Regions from separate parts of the Homo sapiens genome. Here region 1 is linked to region 2. Evidence: read pairs that join two places in POLR2A ChIA-PET (ENCODE). Cell type or tissue: PC-9. All regions are shown on one strand. Each heading gives the region's core, and the rest is flanking DNA. Links, peaks and the distances in the headings are about the cores only.

What was found. Peaks named below come from ENCODE experiments on the same cell type or tissue, not always from the same donor. Only the 100,000 strongest peaks of a DNase experiment are listed, where the experiment ranks them.
Region 1: POLR2A ChIA-PET joins it to region 2 with 6 read pairs; 2 of 35 experiments call an interaction of 5 or more read pairs at or near these places.

Annotation. Positions count from the first base shown.
Region 1 is chr11:11,868,679-11,874,964 of GRCh38, reverse strand. All of the region lies in intron 1 of USP47 (ubiquitin specific peptidase 47), which reads right to left. Among named protein-coding and RNA genes, the nearest start is that of USP47, 30 kb to the right of the region's middle. RefSeq lists enhancers at 2,465-3,269, 3,270-4,076. In PC-9, for the core only: no CTCF peak of the experiment used is centred there; a DNase peak (open chromatin) is centred at 3,364.
Region 2 is chr11:10,838,596-10,844,881 of GRCh38, reverse strand. No RefSeq gene overlaps it. Among named protein-coding and RNA genes, the nearest start is that of ZBED5, 16 kb to the left of the region's middle. RefSeq lists a silencer at 5,586-5,880. In PC-9, for the core only: no CTCF peak of the experiment used is centred there; a DNase peak (open chromatin) is centred at 1,871; H3K27ac peaks cover 1,876 bases.

The DNA.
Region 1 (6,286 bases), core at 451-5,450, 1.0 Mb before region 2:
CCCATCTGGGTATCCACAGTTCAAGATTAATGTATTGCCACAGATTTTAAAACAGAATTGATAGTATGAATATTTTTGTTGGTTGAAATTTATAAAACGTATCAGCTGCCAGGCACGGTGGCTCACACCTGTAAACCCAGCACTTTGGGAGGCCAAGGTGAGTGGATCACCTGAAGTCAGGAGTTCAAGATCAGCCTGGCCAACATGGCAAAACCTTGTCTCTACGAAAAATAAAAAAATTAGCCAGCATGGTGGTGCATGCCTGTAATCCCAGCTACTCCGGAGGCTGAGGCAGGAGAATTGCTTGAACCCAGGAGGCAGAGGTTGCAGTCAGCCGAGGTCACACCATTGCACTCCAGCCTAGGCAATAAGAGCAAAACTCCGTCTCAAAAAAAAAAAAAAGTATCAGCTTCATTTAGACTCTTCATTTTTATTTTAACAAGTAACATTTCTAAGGCTATTAATGAAGGTCCTAACTTACATTAAAAAAAGAGACTTTATTTTTAAGATACTCCCTTCATCCCACCTCAAAACTGCAGCCAACTCTGATGTTATCTACATGATCTTTTTCTAAGTGGTCTGTTGCCACACTTGGGAAGGATAAGAGAGATTAAAGGAGCAACTCTGGGGAAAAAACAGAGCAAAGGGACTGAAGGAAAATCAAGTATTAAGTAAAGGTTAGACCAGAATGCTACATCACATGGAAGTTTAAGTCTGTAGTGCACACAGGCTCTGAGGAAATCAATAGTAATAGGATTTCTGGATTTTGACTTTGTAAATTTTTAAATGATTTAATTTCCTAAATTATTAATATTTCAGAAAATAAATATATCTGGAAAAATAGGCAACTATCATACCCAACATCATAACAAAGGGTTCTTTAGTTTTTCTATCAGTTTTTTCTCCCTCATTCACTAGTTAAAAACAAGGTACTATCAGATACAAATTCATTTAAGGTGACTTTTTTATTATTAAAATTGGGTAGAAATAAAATAGCCAAACAAGCATAAAACTTAAGACATGCCTTGATATTAAATAAAAATACTAACATGCTGTTACTTGCTCTGCTGATTATCACATTAAAGCAATTACATCAGCAGTCTACCTGTAAAAATTTCTTCTTCATTTCATCAAAGATATTTTGTCTGCATCTCCAAAACACATCCTATGGTATATAAGAACAAAATGAATTACAAATTATTTATATAAAATAAAGGGAAAAGACAGTGAAATGAGAACAATTAACCTAAAAACATTTTTGCAATAAAATATGTATTAATTAAAGTATTAGTACATCATCTAGAATTTTATTCATGAATGTGCAAAGTTACTAAAAATCTATGATAAAGAGGTGATAAAGAATAAGATAAATATGGAAATAGCCATTTTAATAAAGAATGATAGCTTAAGAATTGTGTGTAAATCAAATGTTGTAAGTCACATAATATTTTGTGTCCAGTAAAGAAATTCTGCAGTTCTCTGCACTAAAGGAAACCAAGAGATCTCTTGATTTTGCTAGTCTCTAAAAATTTGAATTTTTCACGACAGCTACTCTTAAAACAAGGCTGCTTAACAATATCCCTCACAACTATTTTAATATATATCTCCTTCTTATGAGTTTAACAATTAAATTACAATTAATACAAAAACATATAAAAGGAAATAAAAGTAACCTATAATCAAGAGATAATCTCTTGAAAAATCTTGATTTTACATCACTCTACACTTTTTCTGTACATATTTTGTCTTATTCTCCCTTCTTCAGTTAATAAAAAGAAATCAACATATTCTCTTGAAAGGCGCTTTTACTTTTACAATAGAAATATATTTCTGTTATAATAGCAACATACAGTTTTCTGAAAAGCAACTCTAAAATAGCCACCATTGCTCTCATCTCATCTTCTCCAGTCTATGCACATATAATATTTATTATACAGAGAGAGTACTTTTAACCAAATAGGACAATTTCATATACCAGTATTTGAAATCTACTTCTTGTCCCTCAATACTCATTGTTTTTGTATGCCAAAACATTCAGTTTAAAAACTGCAGTGTTCCATTATATAGACAAACCATAATTTAACTAATCTGCTATTAATGGGCATTTAAGCCCCTCCAAACATTCACTACAGCATTGCTTGTTTGTATAATTTTTCCTTAAGATAATTTCTCAAAGAAAGAATTACTAGATCAAAGTATATGTACGCATTTTTAGAATTTTTAATACATGGTGCCTTTCACAAAAAAATTGTTGAACTGCAACTATCTTTCAACACTGTTCTCCCAACACTGTTCACCCTGCTCTCAAGGAGGTGATGCTGTGCAGTGGTAACTAATCTATAAGCAAATCTAAACTATCAGGCATCCATCATCCTTCAGGGTCTTTATGTATCTGTACCATGTACCTGGAATATTTTTCCCTGGATGTCCTCACCTCCTTTGCTCAAGTATCACTGCTGTGGGGCTTTAAAACATATCCACAAATTCTTTGACTTGCTTCCCTACGTAAAGTAGGAGTCTAACTTGCCTCCAGCAAAAGTAGGAGGCTAATTCCAGTCCCCTTTAATATAGACCAGACTTAGTGACTCCCTGTAATACACAGCATGATTTTCAAGGCTGGGTTAGAAAAGGTGTAATAACTTCCTCCTGGCCCTCAGCTCCTTACTGTTAGAACCCAGCCTCCATGCTGTGAGGAAGGAAGCCAAGCAGCCACTGGAAAAACTATGTGTAGATGTTCCAGCCACATCCCAAATGAGATCTCAGCAGACAACCAGCATCAACCACCTACATGTTGAGTGAGGAAGCTTTCAGACGATTCCAGCCCCTAGCCTTTCTGCTGCCCCCAGCTGATGCCTAGCAGAGCAGAAACAAGCTGTTTCAGCCTAACCTTACCCAAACTGCACATCTACGAGAAAAGTCACTAGATCTGGGGGCAGATTGTTATATAGCAAAAGATAATCAGAATAGTTCATTTCTCAATCAAGTCCTTCTCTCATCTTATCTAACATTCCAATCCTGTTGGTGCTCCTTATCTCCCAATGTATGAAACAATGATTTTCAAACACTGAACAAGAGGCAACACAGGTAATGATCCCTGTGAAAGCAGAAACAAAAAAGGTAAGCCACCTTCTAGGCTGCAGTGCAGGGAGGGAGAGTGCAGGTGGAGTCCAGCAATCTCCCTGAGTTAAAGGAGTTGGGAGTTCAAGGGGTGGAAAGAGCTACAACTCGCAGGGCAGGATACAGGGCAGAAGAAAGCTGGACACTCTGTGCAAACAGCAAGCTCCAAGGGACCTACAGTGCATCCCCCTAGAGTGTTTGGCTGATTTCTCATCAGCATATGTGTGTAAAGAGAGTGCCTGAGGCAAGGGAAAGAACCACAGGAAAAGAATCCCTGGAGCTCACTTAGGTTCCCACCAACCAGAATTCTTTTTTTTTTTTTTTTTTTTTTTTTTTTTTTTTTTTTGAGAGGGAGTTTCGCTCTGTTGCCAGGCTGGAGTGCAGTGGCACGATCTCAGCTCACTGCAAGCTCTGCCTCCTGGGTTCAAGCAATTCTCCTGCCTCAGCCTCCCGAGTAGCTGGGACTACAGGCATGCACCACCATGCCCAGCTAATTTTTGCATTTTTTAGTAGAGACGGGGTTTCACCATGTTGGCCAGGATGGTCTCCATCTCTTGACCTCATGACCTATCCGCCTCGGCCTCCCAAAGCGCTGAGATTACATGCGTGCGCCACTGCACCCAGCTGCCCACCAACCAGAATTTTTAAAATCTCATAATGCACAGGGCATCAGATAAGGGTACTCAAAAGGGTACTGTCTTAGTACTGGGACCAAATTAGACCTAATCTAAAGACTACTCTGGTCCAACCTTAGGAAGCTTAAAAGCAAAACTCAAAAGGATCAAACTGTTTACAAATAAACCATCTGCATCTAAGAACAAAACTCAAGAATATCTACAGGAATAAAAAACATCCAGGACCCACCAAGGTAAAATTCTCAATGTTTGGCATCCCACTGGAAATAAACAAACATGCAAAGAAGCAGGAAACTATGACCCATATGAAGAGAAAAAAAATAAGTATCTAAGATAATAAATAACATGGATGGGATTAACAAATGTAAGCACTGATGTAGATGAATGAATGAATGCTTAAGACACAGCACAAGAAACTATTAAAATTAAAACAAAGAGAGGAAAAAGAATCAAAAGAGAAAGAACAGAAAAGCGGGATAATTTTCTTACCAGAAACCACGGAGGCCAGAAGGAAGTGGCACAGTATTTTTCAGGTGCTTACAAAAAATAACCGTCAAACCAGAATCCAATAACCAGCAGAAATGCCCTTCAAGAACGACCCAGGAATTGCTTTAATAATCAAGTGGAATTCAAGACATTCTCAGATGAAGGAAAACTCAAAGAATTTGCATCCAGTGGAACTACCCTACAGGAAGGAATAGCTAAAGACAGTTCTTTAAACAAAAGAGAAATCATCAAAGAAACCTTAGAACATCAGGAAAAAAGAATACAGACAGCAAAAATATAGCTAAATATAATACATTTTCCTTCTCTTGAGTTTTTATTAAAGACTTGACAGTTGAGGTAAAAACTAAAATATTGTCTGATGTGGTTACAAGTCAAGAAAATATTTAACACAATTATAAACAGGGTAGGGTAAAAATACATGAAGGGAAATAAGGTTTCTACATTTCACTTGAACTAGTAAAATAACACCTGTAGACTGTGATAAGTTGGTTTACATTATGTCACACCTAGAGAAGCCACCAAGAAAGCTATATAAAAGGAAACAATAAAAATACTATAAATTAATCAAAATAGACAAATGTTCAAATAACCCACAGGAAAACAAGTAAAAGATAACAGAGGGGAAAAAAAAAAGAAACAGAAAACAAAAAAACAAAATGTCACACTTAAGCTCTAATATATTAATTATTACATCAAATATAAATGATCTAAATACCCCAATTACCAGCACAGAAATTGTTTTGGCTCAAGGTTCTGGAGACTAGGAAATCCAATATCAAGATGCCAGCATCTGGCAAGGGCTTTCCTGCTACATCATAACATGACAGAAGGCATCACATGGTGCAAGAGCAAAAAGAGGGTGAAAGAGAGGGTGAACCCACTCCCACGATAATGAACCCACTCCTGTCCATTCATGAGGGCAGAGCGCTCATGATCTAAATACCTCTTAAAGGTATTTGACATCTCTTAATACTATCATAATAGAAACTAAATTTCCACATGAATTTTGAAGACGGCAAGCATTCAAACCATAGCAAAGTTTGATGCAAATCCTATCAAAATCCCAGCAAGACTTTTTGAAAATTTTGATGATTATCCTGAAATTTATAGGGAAAGGCAAAGGAATCAGAATAACTAAAAGGATATTGAAAAGGAATAAAGTGAAAGGTCTCAGTTTACCTGATTTTAAGATTTAACATACAGCAACAGTAATCAAGACTGTGTGGTATTTGTAGAGAGATAAATAGATCAATGTCACAATAGAGACCTACACAAATATGCACAACTGATTTTTGACTAGGTACAAAAGCAACTCAATGGAAGAAAAATAGTCTTTCCAAAAATGATGCTGTAATATTTCATTTAGACATCCAGAAGCAAAAAAAAAAAATTCTCAACCTAACTCTCCATCTTATATTAAAATTAACATAAATGTGGATCATAAACATAAATGGAAAACATAAAACTATAAAACCTTTAGGAAAACACATAGGAGAAAATGTTCTCAGTACTCAGGCTAGGCAGAGTCCTTAGCCTTGACACCAAAATCATAATCCATAAAAGGAAAAATTGATAAACTGGACTTCATCAAAATTTAAAATGCCTACTCTGCAAAGATTCCGTTAAGGACTAAAAGTTACAGACTGGGAGAAAATATTTCAAACCACATAATCAACAAAGGATTAGTATCTAGAATATATAAAGAACTCTAAAAACCTACAAAAAAAAGCAAACAATCCAATTAGCACATAGACAAAAATCATGAAAAGACATTTCAATGAAGCGTATAAACAGATGCAAATAAGCACATAAAAAGATGTACAACATACTAACCATTAGATAAATGCAAATTAATACCAAAATGAAATATTACCACATCGTTTTCAGAATGGTTAAAATAAAAAAAAAATAGCAACATCAAATACTGGCAAAGTAGAGAAATTGAATCTCTCATGCCTTCCTGTAAAATGGTACAGCTATTCTGGAAAACAGTCCAGTAATTAAAAAAAAAAACTATATATACAATT
Region 2 (6,286 bases), core at 900-5,899:
AGTCCTACTACAATAATATTTTCACAATAGACTACCAGTTATGAAGTTCTCACATTTTTCCTGCATGCATCAAGTAATTCCAGCAATTCCTAAATAGTGCAGCACCCTAAACTCTACCTATTCTATTTCTGCTTAATTTTGTACTCTAGGAAAAAAGGCAGAATTTCACCAACTAAACTTTATGCAAGAAGATGAGAGATGAATAGTGCTTATCAAACCTTTGTTAAGGCTTGAAGTTCAAGACACAAACTCTATTGTGAAAATCAATGAACAATTGTTTGGTGTATGTATGGAGCATTTACTTGGTATTTAGCCAGTCAAACACTGAAACATACAACCATGCCTCTGCCTTGTATTACATCACTGCTAGTGAAATGGACTTAGGAATCTGGACAAAGTTAGTGTAGCATTTCCAAGTCATAAAATATTTTAAAACATGCTAATTCAGACTAAAGAAATGTTTAATGAAAAGTTTAAATTGTTATTTCCAATTCTATAGAGTAGAACAGGGAATGTAAGATCTATGAGGGCAGGAACCTTGACTTTCTTATCTACCTCTGTATTCTCAGGGCCTAAAATAATGCCTGATGCCTAATAGTTCATTAAATGGGTGTTTAGTATCGATATGTTAGTGGTGGGAAAAGGACTAGGTTTGACTCTGAACTCTTTGACACTTTCTAGTCTGGACCATTGTTCAAGTCACTTAAGTTCTCTCACCCTCAGTTTCTTCCTCTCTTTTAAGAGGAATAATATTTTATTCTGTGTTTTACAGCCCTGCTCTGAGAATCAAATAATGTAATACATGTAAAATCCCTATGTAAAATGTTATAGCATTATCAAATATCATTATTTTAATACTAACAATGTTATAACACAATATTACCTGGTAGAGATTTTTAGTAGACTTGAGTTAATAATAGTTACCTTTTTTGTTTTGTTCTTTTTGATCACATATTGGATGCCAGATGCTTTATATATGTATTTCATTTAATCATGATAACAACTCTGTGAGGTAAGCTATCAATCCCATTTTAGAGATGAAGAAACAAAGGCTATGTGTTAGTTACCTATTGCTTAACAAATTGCTCCAAAACATAGTGGCTTAAAACATCAACATTTATTACCTCACAGTTGCTATACGTCAGGAATCAGGTGGAGCTTAGCTTCAGAGTCTCTCACTGGCTGCGATGAAGGTGTTAGCAAGAGCTGCAGTCATTTCAAGACTCCACTAGAGCCGCGCGCGGTGGCTCACGCCTGTAATCCCAGCACTTTGAGAGGCTGAGGTGGGAGGATCACGGGGTCAGTAGATCGAGACCATCCTGGCTAACACGGTGAAACCCCGTCTCTACTAAAAATACAAAAAATTAGCCGGGCATGGTGGCAGGTACCTGTAGTCCCAGCTACTTGGGAGGCTGAGGCAGGAGAATGGCATGAACCCAGGAGGCGGAGCTTGCAGTGAGCCGTGATTGCACCACTGCACTCTAGCCTGGGCGACAGAGCGAGACTCCGTCTCAAAAAAAAAAAAAAAAGACTCCACTAGTGAAGGATCCACTTCCAAGCTTACTCCTGTTGGCAGGATTCAGTTTTTTGCAGGCTGTTGGAAGTTCCTTGACACATGGACCTCTACAGGGCAGCTCACAACATTCCAGCAGGTTTCATCAAAGTGAACAAGTGAGAAAGCACCAGTAAGACCAAAATCATAATTTTTTGTAACCTAGTTTTGGAGGTGACATCCCATCATTTTTGTTATGTTCTATTCATTAAAAGCAAGTCACTAGGTCCAGCCCATATTCAAGGGGAAGGTATTATGCAAGAGTGTGAATACCAGGAGGCGGAAATCACAGTGAGCCACTTTAGAAGGCGTCTCCCTCAGGATCAGGGTGCTCAAGTTGTTTATCCAGTTTTACAAAGCTAATGAGTAACAAACCTGAGATTCCAGGTTACATCTGTCTGACTTCAAAGCACACAGTATTTCCATTTGTTGCTCTTCTCTCAGTGAATACATAGAATTGTATGTAATTTTTATATTATGTTTATGGTTAGCATAAACTTGACTAGAGATGAATTTTTCTAAAGCATTAAAAATGTTTGGCCAGGCACGGTGGCACATGCTTGTAATCCCAGCACTTTGGGAGGCCGAGACAGGCAGATTACGAGGTCAGGAGTTCAAGACCAGCCTGACCACCATGGTGAAACTCTGTCTCTACTAAAAATACAAAAATTAGCCAGGTGCAGTGCTGCGCACCTGTAATCCTAGCTACTCAGGAGGCTGAGGCAGGAGAATTGCTTGAACCCGGGAGGCAGAGGTTGCAGTGAGCAGAGATGACACCACTGCACTCCAGCCTGGGCAACAGAGCAAGACTCTCTCAAAAAAAAGTTTGTTTTGTGTCATAGAATAAGTTACCTTCATTCTAATGTTTTTTAGGATTGTTCATCCTAATCAATTTTCTTAATAGATAGGGACAGTTAAATCTTTTTCATTCTTGGTCTGTGATAATAAATTCCAAGTTTTAGTTCATATTTTTAAAAACACACAAAGTAGAAGTTACCTGTCAGCAAGACCATCTAAGGAAAATAATCTGGTGGATATGCTAGTATTACTAATAGACCTGTGGAGAGCATTTTTTTCATTTGTTAATTTATTCACAGTTTAATGGGGTACAGGGACAGACATTTATAAATAACAATAAAGATTTATACAAGGATCTATGTAAGTTCAGAGAAAAATATGATGAAGTATGAGTCAAAGACAAATTCATAGAGATAAATGCTGTATTTGAGTCTTGAACCATGAATCTGAATTTATCAGGTGGCCAAGGCACTGTGTTTTTTTTTTTTTAAAGCCCTCCCTTTTTTTTAAGAGACAGGATCTCACTCCAGGCTGGAGTGCAGTGATGCCTTCATAGCTCACTGCCACCTCAAACTCTTGGCCTCAAGTAATCCTCCCACCTCAGCCCCCTGAGTAACTAGGACTATAGGTGTGCATCACGATGCTCAGCTAATTATCAACTTTTTGTAGAGATAGGGTCTTGCTATTTTGCCCAGGCTAGTCTCAAATTCCTGGCCTCAAGGAATTCTGCCTCGGCCTCCTAGAATGCTGGGATTATAGACTTGAGCCACCACGCCCAGTCTGTTCAAGATTATTAAAGATTATCAGAGTCCAAATTACCAGCAGACTTGGAATTTTGAGAAGTCTCTGAAAGAAGGGAGATGGGATCAAATTGGCAGTGTAATAATTCAGGCTCAGAAGTGATAGATTAAAGAAAAGAGATAGATGGAGTAGGGGAGTAGAAGGCAGGGGTGGGGATGGCATAGCGTCCTAGAGCAACTATAAAGGATAACTTTTGGGGAATGGAATTTGAAACCTCTGGTTGGGTTGGCTCCTTCCCTCATTCATTCTTCAAAGCCAAGGGTACCTCAGAATGGTATTTGCCCCTAGCTAGCACAGTGACTTTGGAAACTTGGGGCCAATAAGCCAGGCAGTACCCCAGTGGCTACACTGTGTCCAGGAAAGGAAGCCTCATTTCACACTCAGAATGTTAGCTACTGGCATACCCTGTCCAGGATTACATTTTATCCCCTCACAATCACTAGAGCAAACTATGATAAACAGAAATGGCCTCATACACAGAGAACAGGAAATAACAAGATGAGAACAAAATTAGGAACAACCAAATGCCGGAGGAAGACCAGTACCATGAAAGCATGACAGCAGTCAACAAACAAAAAGCAAGTAGTTTTCAGAGTAAACAGAAGAGGATCTGTGAAATGATAATTATTAATAATTAGTGCATCCTGGTGTGGTGTCAGGCATTCTTCTAAGCACCTCACATGTTTTTTTTAAATTTAGTTTGTATACAGAATATCCCCAGAGGAATAGGAGAGAATATTGTAATGATGAAAAAGAACCAGTTAAATAGATTGTTACCATTTTAAAAAATTATGCGAGGTGTGGTGGCTCACACCTGTAATCCCAACAATTTGGGAGGCTGAGGTGGGTGGATTGCTTGAGCTCATGAGTTTGAGACCAGCCTGGGAAACATGACGAAACCTCGTCTCTACAAAAAATACAAAAATTAGCTGGGGGTAGTGGTGCATGCCTGTAGTCCCAGCTACTCAGGAGGCTGAGGTGGGAGGATGGCTTCAGCCCAGGAGGCAGATGTTGCAGTGAGCTGAGATGGTGCCACTGCACTCCAGCCTGGGCATAGACCCAGACCTTGTCTCCAAAAAATAAATAAATAAAATACAATATAATTTTTAAAAATTAAAAGGTGGACTAAACAGTGAATGGACTTCTTCAATGAAGAGCAAACTAGCAAAACTGGAACAGTAAGCTAAAGAGTTACTCCAAAAGAACAAAGATAATGGTGGAGGGTGATTTCAGAGACATGTAAAATAAATGCAGGGATTCCAGTAACTCATAGTTCCAAAGAGAGACACATGAAATAATTTTACGGAGGAAATATTAAAGAAGTGATAGAAGAAAAGTCCATGTCTGGGTGCAGCGGTTTACACCTGTAATCCCAGCACTTTGGGAAGCTGAGGCAGCAGGATCGCTTGAGCCCAGGAGTTTAAGACTAGCTTGGGCAACACAGTGAGACCCTGTCTCTATTTTTAAATATATATGTATTTTTAAAATGTTATAAAGAAAAATTCCTGGCATTACTTTAGTGTAATTTATAAGATTTATTTAATGTCATTTGCATCTAAAAAAGGAGCAAACATTATTTTAGTGCATCTTATTTTTTATTCCACATTGCATCAAAAATTTCATCACTTCATGTGTTTCTAAATCATATATTTATGTTTGCATAATTGTGCTCATTTTTAAACTTTATATATATATATATATATATATATTTAATAGAGATGGGGTCTCACTATGATGGGGTCTCACTGTGTTCAAGACTGGTCAGTCTTGAACTCCTGGCTTCAAGCAGCCCTCCCACCTTGGCCTCCCAAAGTGCCAGGATTATAGGTGTGAGCTACCATGCCCAGCGTAAACTTTTTATTTTGAAATAAAGTTAGACTGGCTGGGTGTGGTGACTCATGCCTGTAATCTTAGCACTTTGGGAGGCTGAGGCGGGCAGATCACCTGAGGTCAGGAGTTTGAGACCAATCTGGCCAACATGGCAAAACCCCATCTCTACTAAAAATACAAAAATTAGCCAGGTGTGGTGGCGGGCTACTCAAGAGGCTGAGGCAGGAGAATCACTTGAACCCGGGAGGCAGAGGTTGCAGTGAGCCGAGATCACACCATTGCACTCCAGCCTGGGAGACAGAGCAAAACTCCATCTCAAAAATAAATAAATAAAGTTACACTTACAGAAAAGTTGCAAAAATAGTACCAATACCTTCACATAGCTTCCCCTAATATCAACGTATTATATAATTATAGCATAATTATCAAAATTAATAAACATAAGTACAATACCATTAGCTAAATTACAAATACACCTTATATAAATGAGGAGAGAAAACAAGTCAATGGGAATGATTAACCTATATAGATACATACAAAATAGAATAAAGTAGATGGGTAGCTACTACATCTTTATTTCTACAACTGGTCTCGTAAACTAGAATATCCTTCCTTCATTATCTATTCCATCTTCATACTGCCAGCATCTGCAGCTGGTTAATAAACTTCCAGTTAAGAGGAACCATTCTTGGATTTTCTGGGTTAGAGCATGTCTCCCTTAGATAAAGAGTTCTACATAGGCAAAGCTCAAAGTTGTGAAAATAGAAAGCAAAACATTTTGAGTGCATCAGTGGGTATCGTAGTGGGAAGTGTTTATCTCAAGCCTGGGTTTCCCAGCAGATATAGATAAGGGAAAAACCGCGCTTTATGTTGGTTGCTGGTTCACAGCACATTGCTGTAGCACAGGAGTTGGCATGCTTTTTTCTGTAAAGGACCAGATAATAAATATTCCAAGCTTTAAAGACCACACATGATTGATATCTGTCATGTATTCTTTTTTGTTGTTACTGTTACAACCCTTAAAAAGTGTAAAAAAAAAATTCTTAAAATCTGTCCAAAAATAGGATTTAGGGCATATTTGCCCTCAGACTATAATTTGCTAATCTCTGCTATAGGGCGACATCCTAACTTTGCAAAGCATTCCTTCCCTGCTGGGAAACAAAAGACACATACACACAAATGTTCATTGCAGCACTGTTCACAATAGCAAAGACATGGAATCAACTTAAATGCCCATCAATGACAGACTGGGTAAAGAAAATGTGGTACATATACACCATGGAATACTAAATGGCCATAAAAAAG